Regions from separate parts of the Homo sapiens genome. Here region 1 is linked to region 2. A link is a contact called in ENCODE Hi-C data. All regions are on one chromosome and are shown on one strand. Each heading gives the region's core, a stretch centred on a gene start or an enhancer-like site at or near the end of the contact. The rest is flanking DNA. Distances are from core to core; before and after follow the strand shown. Region 1 has its middle 100 kb from the start of PTPRM. Region 2 holds the start of LRRC30 (leucine rich repeat containing 30).

Region 1 (5,484 bases), core at 2,981-5,480, 230 kb before region 2:
CCGGCAATAAGAGGAAACACTGGTGGTGGTTAGGAGTCCCAAGTGTCCTCGGTGAGTGGGGCAGGCGCTGGCAGACAGAGCAGGGGGATGTTTGCTGGGGTGCCTTTGGGGTCCGGATTCTGTGAACTGGTGACACCGGGTGCTGCGGTTAGCCCAGGCACTTCTGTCCATCTACAAAGTTGCTGTATTTTATTAACTCCAAGATGCCACCAATTCTAGAAGGTGCCATTATTGTATGTACTGGTAATTTTAAAAGTTCCTGTCAACTCCAATTGTAAAAAACTGTCAACACTAAGGCATGCTGGTTTCAGAGACACGAGCAAGTGAAAATAGGAAATGAAAATATATTTTGGAATTGATGAAAAATTGTACTATTCTGTGAAACCTCCTGGGAAAAAATGGACTGGAACTTTAGCACAGCACTGAACTTTTAAAGATAAAATAAAAATCGCAGGAAAAGTCACATTTCAGGAAAAGCCACATTTCAGGAAAAGTCATATTTCAGGAAAAGCTCACAGGCGCCCTGGGAAAGAACCCAGAGGGGGATGCAAGAGTCTCAGGACACACCCCAAGAAGGCCGGAGGGTTGGCACAGGGTCTGGGGTACCTGATAAGCGTGTGTGGAAACAAAGGGCTATAACGCCGGGCTGGGGACACATTGGTCTGAAGGAGCGCATGGCAGTGCCATGGGTTTCTCTCCACCATCCTGCGTGAGGGCTGGCAGGGCAGGAGATCGCCACATGCCCAGGCAGGTGGGCATTTTGCAGCTGCTGCTCCCAGCTCTGCTGCTGTCAGTGAGATGGCAAGAGGCGTGTCAGGGTCTCTGGTGTTGGGAGTAGGAAGAGGAGGGGTGGAATCTTCATGTTAAGCTTAGAGCGGTGCCTCCTGGACAGAGGTATGAGGCCGCACCTTTGAGAACCTTGGAAATGTGTAGGTGAAGTGACTCCCTACCCCAGGAGAGACTGGGATCCTTGCTGGAAGGCAGATGCAGACTTTGTAATTTGAGCCTCCATGTACAACCAACCTCACTGATGCCCACGTGACTCACTGATGCCCACGTGACAGGAGGATGACCACAAACTGGCCCCGCTCTGATAAAGGAGGAGCCGTAGAGATGAACTTTCCAGTGTTTGAATAAACCTGAGTGAGTGGATGATGATAGTAACGGAGTCAGGCCAGGAGCACTGGCTTCCCAGGACTCAGCGTTACTGAGGGGGAGTGTCTTAGTTCGTGTTGTGCTGCTCTAACAGAATACCTGAGACTGGGTAATTTATAAAGAACAGAGATTTATTTCTCCCAGTTCTGGAGGGGAGTCCCAAAAGTTCAAGGCCCACATTTGGTGAGACCTGCATCATCTAATGGCAGAAGCGGGAGAGAGAATGGGGATGCAGAGGGAGGAGCAGAGGAGGGAGAAGGAGGGAACATCCAAACTCAACCTTTTGTCAGGAGCCCACTCCCAAAATGGCATTAATCTATTCACGAGGACAGAACCCTCATGACCTAACCACCTCTTAAAGGTCCCAGCTGCCTATGCTGCTGCATTGGGGATTAAGTTTCCAACACATGAGCTTTGAGAGACACATTCAAAGTGTAGCAGGGAGCAGTGGGAAAGACCCCTCAGCTTCTGTCCCCTACCTACAGGCAGAGCGCTACAGGTGAGGGGAAGTCATCTCATATGGCAGCAGTATCACTAACTCAGGGGTGGCCTGTCTTCCCTCAGTGGCTTGCCACGGCATCTAGAATCCTGATGAGCTTCCTTCTGTAAAGTTAAATTCGTTTGCACTCATGCTTGTATGGGGAGAGCAGGAGTCTAAAGACATGGAGAGAAAGCCGTTACCCGGGGAGAGTAATGACTAGTATTTAGCACGTGGGGGCTCTAGGTCCCAGTTAAGAGACACGAGGGGTGAGTACCAAGTCTAACTACTGTCTCAATGGAGTTCCAGAGGCAGATAAGGGAGAAATGGGGGAGAGGCAATACATGAAAAATTAATGACTGAGGCTTTCTCAGGACTGATAAAGCTGAATAGAAATTAGGATGTATAATTACCAAAGTAATAGAGAGACAAAAATAAAATGTGGGGGAGGGAGAATACTCTCAAACAATGCAAAAGGCCAGAAAGAAAAAAAAAGGCATTTTTTTGAATTAGCAATTAGAAAATCGAGACAAACAGAATGCACAAAATAAAATGGTAGCAACGCCTCTAAATATATAGTCATAATCAATGTGAATGTATTCAATTTCCGCTAGACAAAAAGAAGAAAAAAACAAGTTACATGTTGTTTATAAATCCAAATCTAGAAGACAAGGCTTCAGAAAAGGATATGGCCCAGGGTGGTCAAAGGCTGCATTAGGAGTGCTGTTTGTATTGAACAGACCTGGTTATACTGGAATTATGTTTCCCAAAAAGCTCTTTTTTATCCTAGACCATGGCCTTGAATTTCTAGATGCCCTAGTTTTTTTACTGTAGCCCTGCGCTAATTTTAAACATTAACTTAAAACAGTAGCAGAGCAGGATGAGAGCTCAGTTTCCTGATTTCTAGATAGGACTGCGCCTGTCCCGTGATTTCTACCCCCGCTAAGGACTTGTGCAAGCAAGCATCCTGCTGCCAAAGGGAGAAGGAAGGATTTGTCACTCTTTCCAAGGTTGTGAGTGGAGTTACAGGTAAATGGTTAGAACACATGCTTCCTTTGAACTTTCTTCCCAGGAGGGCACCCTCAAGTGCTCCTTCACCCACTCGTATCTTGGTGGTCTTCTCTGCTCAAGTCTGTCTGCCTGCCTGTCTGGTCCCAGATGCTCAGCTCTCGTGGTTCCTCCTGCAGCTGTTGCCCAAGCTTTCATCTGAAACTTACTTACCTGGTCTTCTCTCACTCAAGGGGCGAGGTGGTAACTGCTAAAGGGAATAAACTCCAAACACATTGTAAGTTTCTTAAGGAGACATTTCCCCAAATAGGAAACAACAATTCAATACATTTTGGTTAAGAATCTACTCTGTACAAAATCCCATGTTGGATGCCAATAATTCAGAGTAAATCAGACACTCTAGTCTCTAATGGATGAGGCAAACAAGTAAACACATGATTCCAGGATCATCTGTCTATTTTAACAGTAGAAAGGTCACGGGCATCCCTGACTCCATGGGGGTCAAAGAAGGTTTATGGAAGAAATAACACCTGAGAAGGGCTCTGAAGAGTAAGTAGACCGGTACCAGTCTGGGCCCTGTTAAGAACCAGGCTGCACAGCAGGAGGTGAACAGTGAGCCAATGAGCGTTACCCCCTGGGCTCCACCTCCTGTCAGATCAGCCGTGGCATCAGATTCTCATAGCAGCTTGAACACTATTGTGAACTGCACATGCAAGGGATCTAGGTTGCGTGCTCCTTATGAGAATCTAACTAATGCCTGATGAACAGTATCATCCCCAAAACCATCCCCTCCCACAACCCTCCCCCCATCTGTGGAGAAAATATATTCCACCAAACCAATCCCTGGTCCCAGAAAGGCTGGGATCACTGCTCTAGAGCACTCCATGTGTGTCTGTGGAACTTGGGTGCACAGTTGCTTGGACCAGATTGCAAAGATTTATGCTGAAGTGATAATATTTTAGATAGAGTTAAATAAAAATATGATTAAAATTAATTTCACCTGTTACTTAATGCGCCTATTAGAAAACTGAAAATTATATGGCCGGGCATGTTGGCTCACGCCTGTAATCCCAGCACTTTGGGAGGCTGAGGCGGGCAGATCACGAGGTCAGGAGATCGAGACCAACCTGGCTAACACGGTGAAACCCCGTCTCTACTAAAAATACAAAAAATTAGCCGGGCATGGTGGCAGGCGCCTGCAGTCCCAGCTACTCGGGAGGCTGAGGCAGGAGAATGGTGTGAACCCAGGAGGCAGAGCTTGCAGTGAGCCGAGATCGTGCCATTGCCCTCCAGCCTGGGTGACAGAGCAAGACTCTGTCACAAAAAAAAAAAAAAAGAAAGAAAGAAAACTGAAAATTATATATGTGGCTTACACGGTATTTCTGTTGGACAGCAATGGTTAGGCAGTGCTTGACTCTTAAGCACTCAGGCAATGTTAACTCTGATTATGTTTCAAGAAACTTTATGAGGTCAAGGAATGCATATTGTTTAGTGCTGTCTCCTGAGTAACTAAGAATGTTGGCACATTGCAGGTGGCCAACAAATTGGTTGACTGATGAAGTGCAGGACAGATACATGCACTGCTGGTTTTTGGCCAGTGTTTGTCCTGCACTGTTGCCTGGGGCCTATGTTGGCTCTCAAATACCCACAATGTCACAGTTAGCTGGTTGGGTCCATGGGGTCCAGCTCACATTTTACTTCCTCCAGGAACCTACTATATTTCCAGTTCCTGCTCCCTATTATCTCTCCAATAAGAAATGATCTCTCCCTCTTATAAAGTCATGCAACATTTTGGAAAAATATTTCTTACAGGACTTAGCCCTGCTTCCAGATATAGCTCCTCTGGCACATTAATGTGAGTTCCTCCAGAGCTCACTCACTCTGATGCCCCTGTCTTCTGCTTATTGCTCTGAGCAGAGCAGGTGTTCAGTATGAGTGTGTTGAACTGAATTGATATTTTCTTTGCACCTTTCTTGTATCTTTCTTCACAGAATGTAGCATCTGGCTGGCCACTGAAGTGCCCAGTAAATATTTGATGAATAAATAAATCAATGGGACTGACCTGCAAAGGGAAGGAATGGAAACACCTCTGTTAATGTCATGGGCATTGTAATGGTTGCCTTGGAGACCTTGCTTCTCTATGGTCAGAACCAGTGGTGCTTACAGTCAAGGGCAGGAAGAGTAAAGGGCAGGTTTTGGTAGACTAGTGGAAAAGGTGGGGCTGTTCCCAGGTTCCAGTCCCACCCCCAGAGAATGCCAACCTGAATGACTTTCTCCACAGCCTTTCCAATACAGGGCACCATCTGCTCTCATCAAACACCAAGACCTGGACAAGGTGATGGCTCACTCTTTAGTCAATGCCCGGCGTTGGTCAAAACAAACCAAACCAAACCAAACCAAGATTTCTATGCAGAAAAGACAGTCCAATGCCACTCATAATAATTTAGAACATCTTTTGGAAAAAAAAAAGGCAACCCCCAACCAATAAACTCCCCCAAACCCCCAAAGTAAAATCCCTGGACTCTGTGTCCATGGGTTCCCATTGCATGCTTTCACAAGGGAGAATGGGAAAGGCACCAGAGCCCTTAGGGAGCAAGCATGGGTCACACAGTTCATGACGCTGGGCTTCGGATCTGAACTCTGCTACCTGCTGCCTCAGTAGTTCTTGGCAAGTTACTTAATCTCTCTGAACCTCAGTTTGTTTTTCTGCAGTGGCGACAGGTAACTTATTGTGAGAGCTATGTGCCAGGTCCTATTCTAAATGAGATAGGTCCTATTAAAGCCTAGCATGGATGTATTACTATCATCTTCGTTTTATAGATGGGGAACCGAAGCACAGAGAA
Region 2 (5,242 bases), core at 567-3,066:
GCCAAATTATCCCATTTAGTAGTTTATCTCTGAGAGGGCAGATGTAGTCATGGAGAAGTGAAATTAAAATGGGATCATTTGATGATTGCCTAGTGTCTAGCAAAGAAGTTCAAGGACATGACAATGAGTGGGACAGGACTGGGAAGGAAGGTTGAAATACACATTATATCAGTTCATATTTAATATCTGAAAGCCATCCTTCTACCCATTTACTCACCACCAGACATAAGCATGAGTGGCTTGGTTATTCCTCTGTAGCCGCATGAAAGAAAAATTTCCTATGATTGTCCCCCAGAACTCAAGGCGAAAACTCTGCCTCTTTTGGTCACTGGGGACAGAGCCCACTGTGGTTTGCCTTTTGGTCCCAAGTAATGTTTCACAGAGGCTGATGGAGGAACGTGTCTTGCCGTTGCCACCTGGCCACAGGTTGCTGATTCAAGGGCAGAAACTATCTGAAACCAGGTTTCAGCACCTCATACTGTACTTGGCACACAGTACTTAGCAAATATTTGCCTTTTGAATTACATTGAATTCAGACCTGTTAGGTGTCCACTCTCCCAAGGGCTGAATCTCACTGCTCCTCAGAAGAATCAGAACTGTTAGTTCTCTTTGGGGAAAACCAACCCCCTGTTTCAATTTATGTTTAGGATGAGATGAACATGATATTCCAGAGGTTATTAAGAACATACAGAGTTAAAAACAATCACCTCCTTAACGTGGATGTTCAACAGCGACTTAGCAAATATTAACAAAGGTATTGTCAGACACTAAGGATGAGAGTAGAAAGCTGAGACGAGAGAAGTACCCCGGTTGACAGAGTCCAGATGAGCTGCCTCCCATCCAGGCCTCCGGGACCCAGGTCAGGTGTGTTTTTTGTCCTTCAGGTAGCCGAAGAGCATCTCCAGGCCCCCCTCCACCAGCTCCGGCAGAGGCTTGGATAAAGGGTTGTGGGAAATGTGGAGCCCTTTGTCCATGGGATTCCAGGCGATCCTCACCAGTCTACACAGCAGGTGGAGTTCGCTCGGGAGGGTCTGGATGTCATTGTTGTTGAGGTTCAGCAGCTCCAGGCTGGTGACCAGGCAAAGCGACCTCGGGAAGGAGTGGATGTTGTTGCCCTCTGCGATGAAGATCTGCAGGCTGGCCAGGTGCTGGATGCTCTCAGCGATGTTTTCCAGGCGATTCGAGCCCACGTGCAAGAAAATCAGTTCCTTCAGGGAGAACACACACATGGGGATGTGCGCGAAGAAGTTGTTGCTGAGGTTTAGCTTCCTCAGTCTAGAGAGGTCGGCGAAGCATGCAGGGAGCTGGGACAGGCAGTTGTGCGACAAGCTCAGGACCTCCAGCTTTCGGCACAAGCTCAGCTCGGCCGGCACCTCTGTCAGGCAGTTCATGTTGACAAACAGGACCTTGAGGCACTGTAGGAGGCTCACTTCTCTGGGCAGGCTCTTCAGGCGGTTCCCGCACAAGTTCAGGACCACGATCCGGGTCAGTTTCCCCACCTCGGGAGGGAGAACCCGGAGCTGGTTGTGAGACAGATTGAGTTTCTGGACCTCGGACAAGCCCCACAGAAAGTCGGGGATGTCTGTCATTCCTCTCGTGACCAGGCTGAAGCTGACGTGGTGCATGCCCCGCTTCAGCAGGGACCGCGGGTCCCTTCCCGAGAGCAGGGCATCGTCCCACGGAGAAAACTTCTGTCTCCTCCCCGTGAACAGCATCCTCTTGGGGCCCTTATCCTTGGAGCTGGCCCTTGACTGCCTGGCCCCCATTGTACCTTCCCTTCTAGTCACTCTCCTCTGCCACCTCCCAGGCAGGGACCGTGTCCTCTCAGCTGCTAAAAGCCAGGCTGTTGCAGGCAGGGAGTGTGCGTCAGGGTGAGAACCAACTTGTGACTAGGAGGTCCTAGTGTGGAGAAAGCTGCCAGGAGAGTCTTGATCAGGCCTTGCAGGTATCTGAGACAGGTCCCTGGGTGGCTGCAGGAGCTGTGCCTGTTCCCCAGGGTTTAGGTGTTTTCTTTCTTAGCAGCTGGGCTGTAATGATATACTTGTCCAGGAGGCTGCTAAACTGCTCAAATCCCTCTGAATGCCACAAGGCAGCTGTCACTGTCACTCTGCCTGAGTTTTATTGACTGGGTACATGCAAACAGGTCACAGGAAGGCTGCATATAACTTTACTCTCTCAGCTTTTCTTGGGTATCACAGTTGAGCAGGGTGATTAACAAGCCCATCTCTAAAAAGAAGTAAAATGGAAAAACAGAGCAGGCCACACAAGTACGGACTGTTGGCAGGATTGCGGGAGCTCAGCCAGACAACTTTACAGTGAAACTGGGCTGGGTGCTAGTGACAGTTATGTCTCCAAAGCTAAAGATCATCAGATGATATCATAGGTCCCTGTTCCAAACCTTGATGAACTGTGCGTTTGTGAAAAGATAACAAAAGCAGCCCGGATACCTGGAATCTTCCAGGTCAAAGGTTTTTATCCTGTGCTTGTCAGAGGTGATTTAGTGAGAAGGGAGTTGTGGGGGGATCTCAACCCCTCACTCCCATTTCATCCAGAGAAGCTCTGGGCTCATGTGTCTTACAGAGACCTTCTGTATTTAGTAGGATGCACTTTAAGTGTTTGAACAGTCACTTGAGTGGCCACCTTAGTATGGTAAGCGCGGGCCACCTATTGTCCTGGAAGGATATGATGAGGCCCCCCTCGCTACACACCGTTCTCTTTCTCTCTCTCTCTCTTCTCCTCCCTGTCTTTTATTTATTTTTATTTATTTATTTATTTATTTTTCTTTTATTTTTGATGGAGTTTTTGCTCTTGTCGTCCAAGCTGGAGTGCAGTGGCACGATCTCGGCTCACTGGAACCTCTGCCTCCCGGGTTCAAGTGATTCTCCTGCTTCAGCCTCCCAAGCAGCTGGGATTACAGGCACCCACCACCATATCCAGCTAATTTTTGTATTTTTAGTAGAGACGGGGTTTCACCATGTTTGCCAGGATGGTCTTGACCTCCTGATCAAGGCGGGTGGACCTGCCTCGGCCTCCCTGTCTTTTTCTTGAATTAAAAAAGTTAACTTACATCTTAAGTTTGCAGAGTTAATTGTTGGTGTTATGGGCTGAACTGTGTCCCCTCACCCTGCCCTCAAATTTCGTATGCTGAAATTGTAACCCCCAGTATCTCAGAAGGCGCTGGGTTTGGCAATCAGGCCAAGTGAAGACACAGGGAGAAGGCAGCCACCTGCGAGCCAAGGAGAGAGGCCTCAGAAGAAACCAACACCTTGATCTCAGGCTTCCAGTCTCCAGAATTGTGAGAAAAATACATTTCTGTTGGTTAAGCCACCCAGTTTCTTAGAGCAGGTCTGGCAAACTAATATAGTTGGGGAGGAGGCGGACACACATCTGCATAGGTGAAAAATCCTAAAAATAGGTAGTGATTAAGGGGACAAGGGATATCAAGGAGCTGACCTAGGTTCTGAGCAAAGGGCTTGTGGCCCGTGGCAAGGGCTGGTTTGGCCTGGAAGGGTGAGATTTTTGCTGCTATATATCCTGGAGACCCCTGCTGCTCCTGGGACCCTGACCTCACAGGGCTGTTGCTACCAACCCAAGAGTTGTCACTGGGTCCTAGCTGGGTGCTGCCTGGGGAGCCTGGAAGTCCGTCCGCATCCAGGGCGCAGGATCTGAGCAGGAGGAGCAGCAGAGTTAAAAACAAGAGGAGGCCACTTCTTTCTCCGCACACCGTTGGAAAGAGATCTGACCCCTTTGACTGAGTCAGCCCCAGGGATTCTAGACAAAGGTGGAAACTTTGCACGTGCTTTTTATGGGGCCCTTGAGTGTTCTAGTTATCAATTGTGGTGGCCGGCGTGGGAGCAATGTGGCTAAATTTAGACTGTAAGTTTTTGGAGCAGGCCATGCCGTATATATGTAAATTTCATATGGTTCTGCTGGAAAAAAAAAAAAAAAAAAAGCTAGCTGTGCTTCCTCCTTCCTTCCATGAGCCTGAGAAATTATGCTAGAGTACTTGAAATGTGGGGAATTGCAGGACCTGGAATGGTTTGAGAAAAATATCGACAACTTTCTTCTTGTGGCAATTCTCTCTCTTCCCCTTAATACATTTTTTCTAATAAATATTTCTTGAGCACTTATCAATAGCCAATATTCATCAGATGTTCACTTATGTAAAAGTCTCTGTACGCCTCACTTTCTATGCAGAATGGGTATTAAAATTATCTCCATGTTACAGATGAGGAAAGGAAGATAGACGAAGGTAAAGTTACTTATGCAAAATCAACTCACTTCCCCAAAATCAACTAACTAGTCAATGGTAGAACCAGGATTCAATCCCAGTTGGTCTGCACAGAGCTCAGGCTGGGAACCACAAGAAGACGCTGGTCTTATCTCTGTAGAGAAGCAAAGCAACTCTGGCTAGGACGCGGCCCCTTGCTTTCAAGTGCCAGGGTGTAGGAATGAGGGAGCACAGGTCAAAAAATGACTACATTACTCCATGCATAGAAATAACTACACAGGGCTGGGGGCGATCACTCATGCCTGTAATACCAGCACTGGGAGGCTGAGGCGGGTGGATCACCTGAGGTCAGGAGTTCGAGACCAGCCTGGCCAACATGGTGAAACCTTGTCTCTACTAAAAATACAAAAAATTAGCTGGGCATGGTGGCAGACAGCTGTAATCTCAGCTACTCAGGAGGCTGAGGCAGGAGAATTGCTTGAACCCAGGAGGTGGAGGTTGCAATGAGCCAAGATCGTCCCACCGCACTCCAGCCTGGGCAACAGAGCTAGACTCTGTCTCAAAAAAAGAAAGAAAGAAAGAAAGAAATAACTACAGAGCTAGATACCAATCCTGCTTACTCTATGCCAGCATAACCAGGAAGAGCAAAAGTTAAACTATCATTCCAGAAAACTTCAGAGTGATGGATTTATCGCCTCCAAAAACAGTTCAGGTCTTCTCCAGAGAGTTTCTCATATATCAAATGGATGAGCTGAGTCACTAGCTGACTTGGTTTCTTCTAATTTTTTGAAATGTAAAGGCTGCCCACCCAGTGACTGTCAGTTATCCGGTCAGCACGTAGTTCTCTGAGAGGACGTTCCTTGTCTCTGCTCTCAGTCTTCTCCTCTATGAAATGGGCCATTTGGAGGGGATAATGGCCGAGAGCCCCTTCCCACTCTCCCAGTCTGATTCTCACTACAGATGAGGCCACTTGTGAGAAAGTGAAAGTCACATTTAACCCCCTTTCTGGTG

What was found. A loop is a pair of places that touch in the nucleus more often than their neighbours do. Pooled maps may share reads with other maps.
Region 1: a loop to region 2 is called in a map of psoas muscle, with 2.0 times the contacts of the local background. The contact joins the enhancer-like site here to the promoter of LRRC30 in region 2. A Hi-C loop is called at or near these places in 1 of 168 maps with a recorded cell type or tissue (psoas muscle), 1 of 37 single-sample maps with no recorded cell type and 5 of 50 pooled maps.

The regions. Positions count from the first base shown.
Region 1 is chr18:7,463,474-7,468,957 of GRCh38, reverse strand. No RefSeq gene overlaps it. Among named protein-coding and RNA genes, the nearest start is that of PTPRM, 100 kb to the left of the region's middle. Within about 2 kb of position 4,230, at least 2 of the 41 ENCODE cell types and tissues checked have a DNase peak (open chromatin) inside an H3K27ac peak, as active enhancers do.
Region 2 is chr18:7,227,663-7,232,904 of GRCh38, reverse strand. LRRC30 (leucine rich repeat containing 30) reads right to left here and starts at 1,816. Exons shown (of 1, transcript NM_001105581.3): 1 at 861-1,816. The coding sequence starts at 1,766. The coding sequence ends at 861.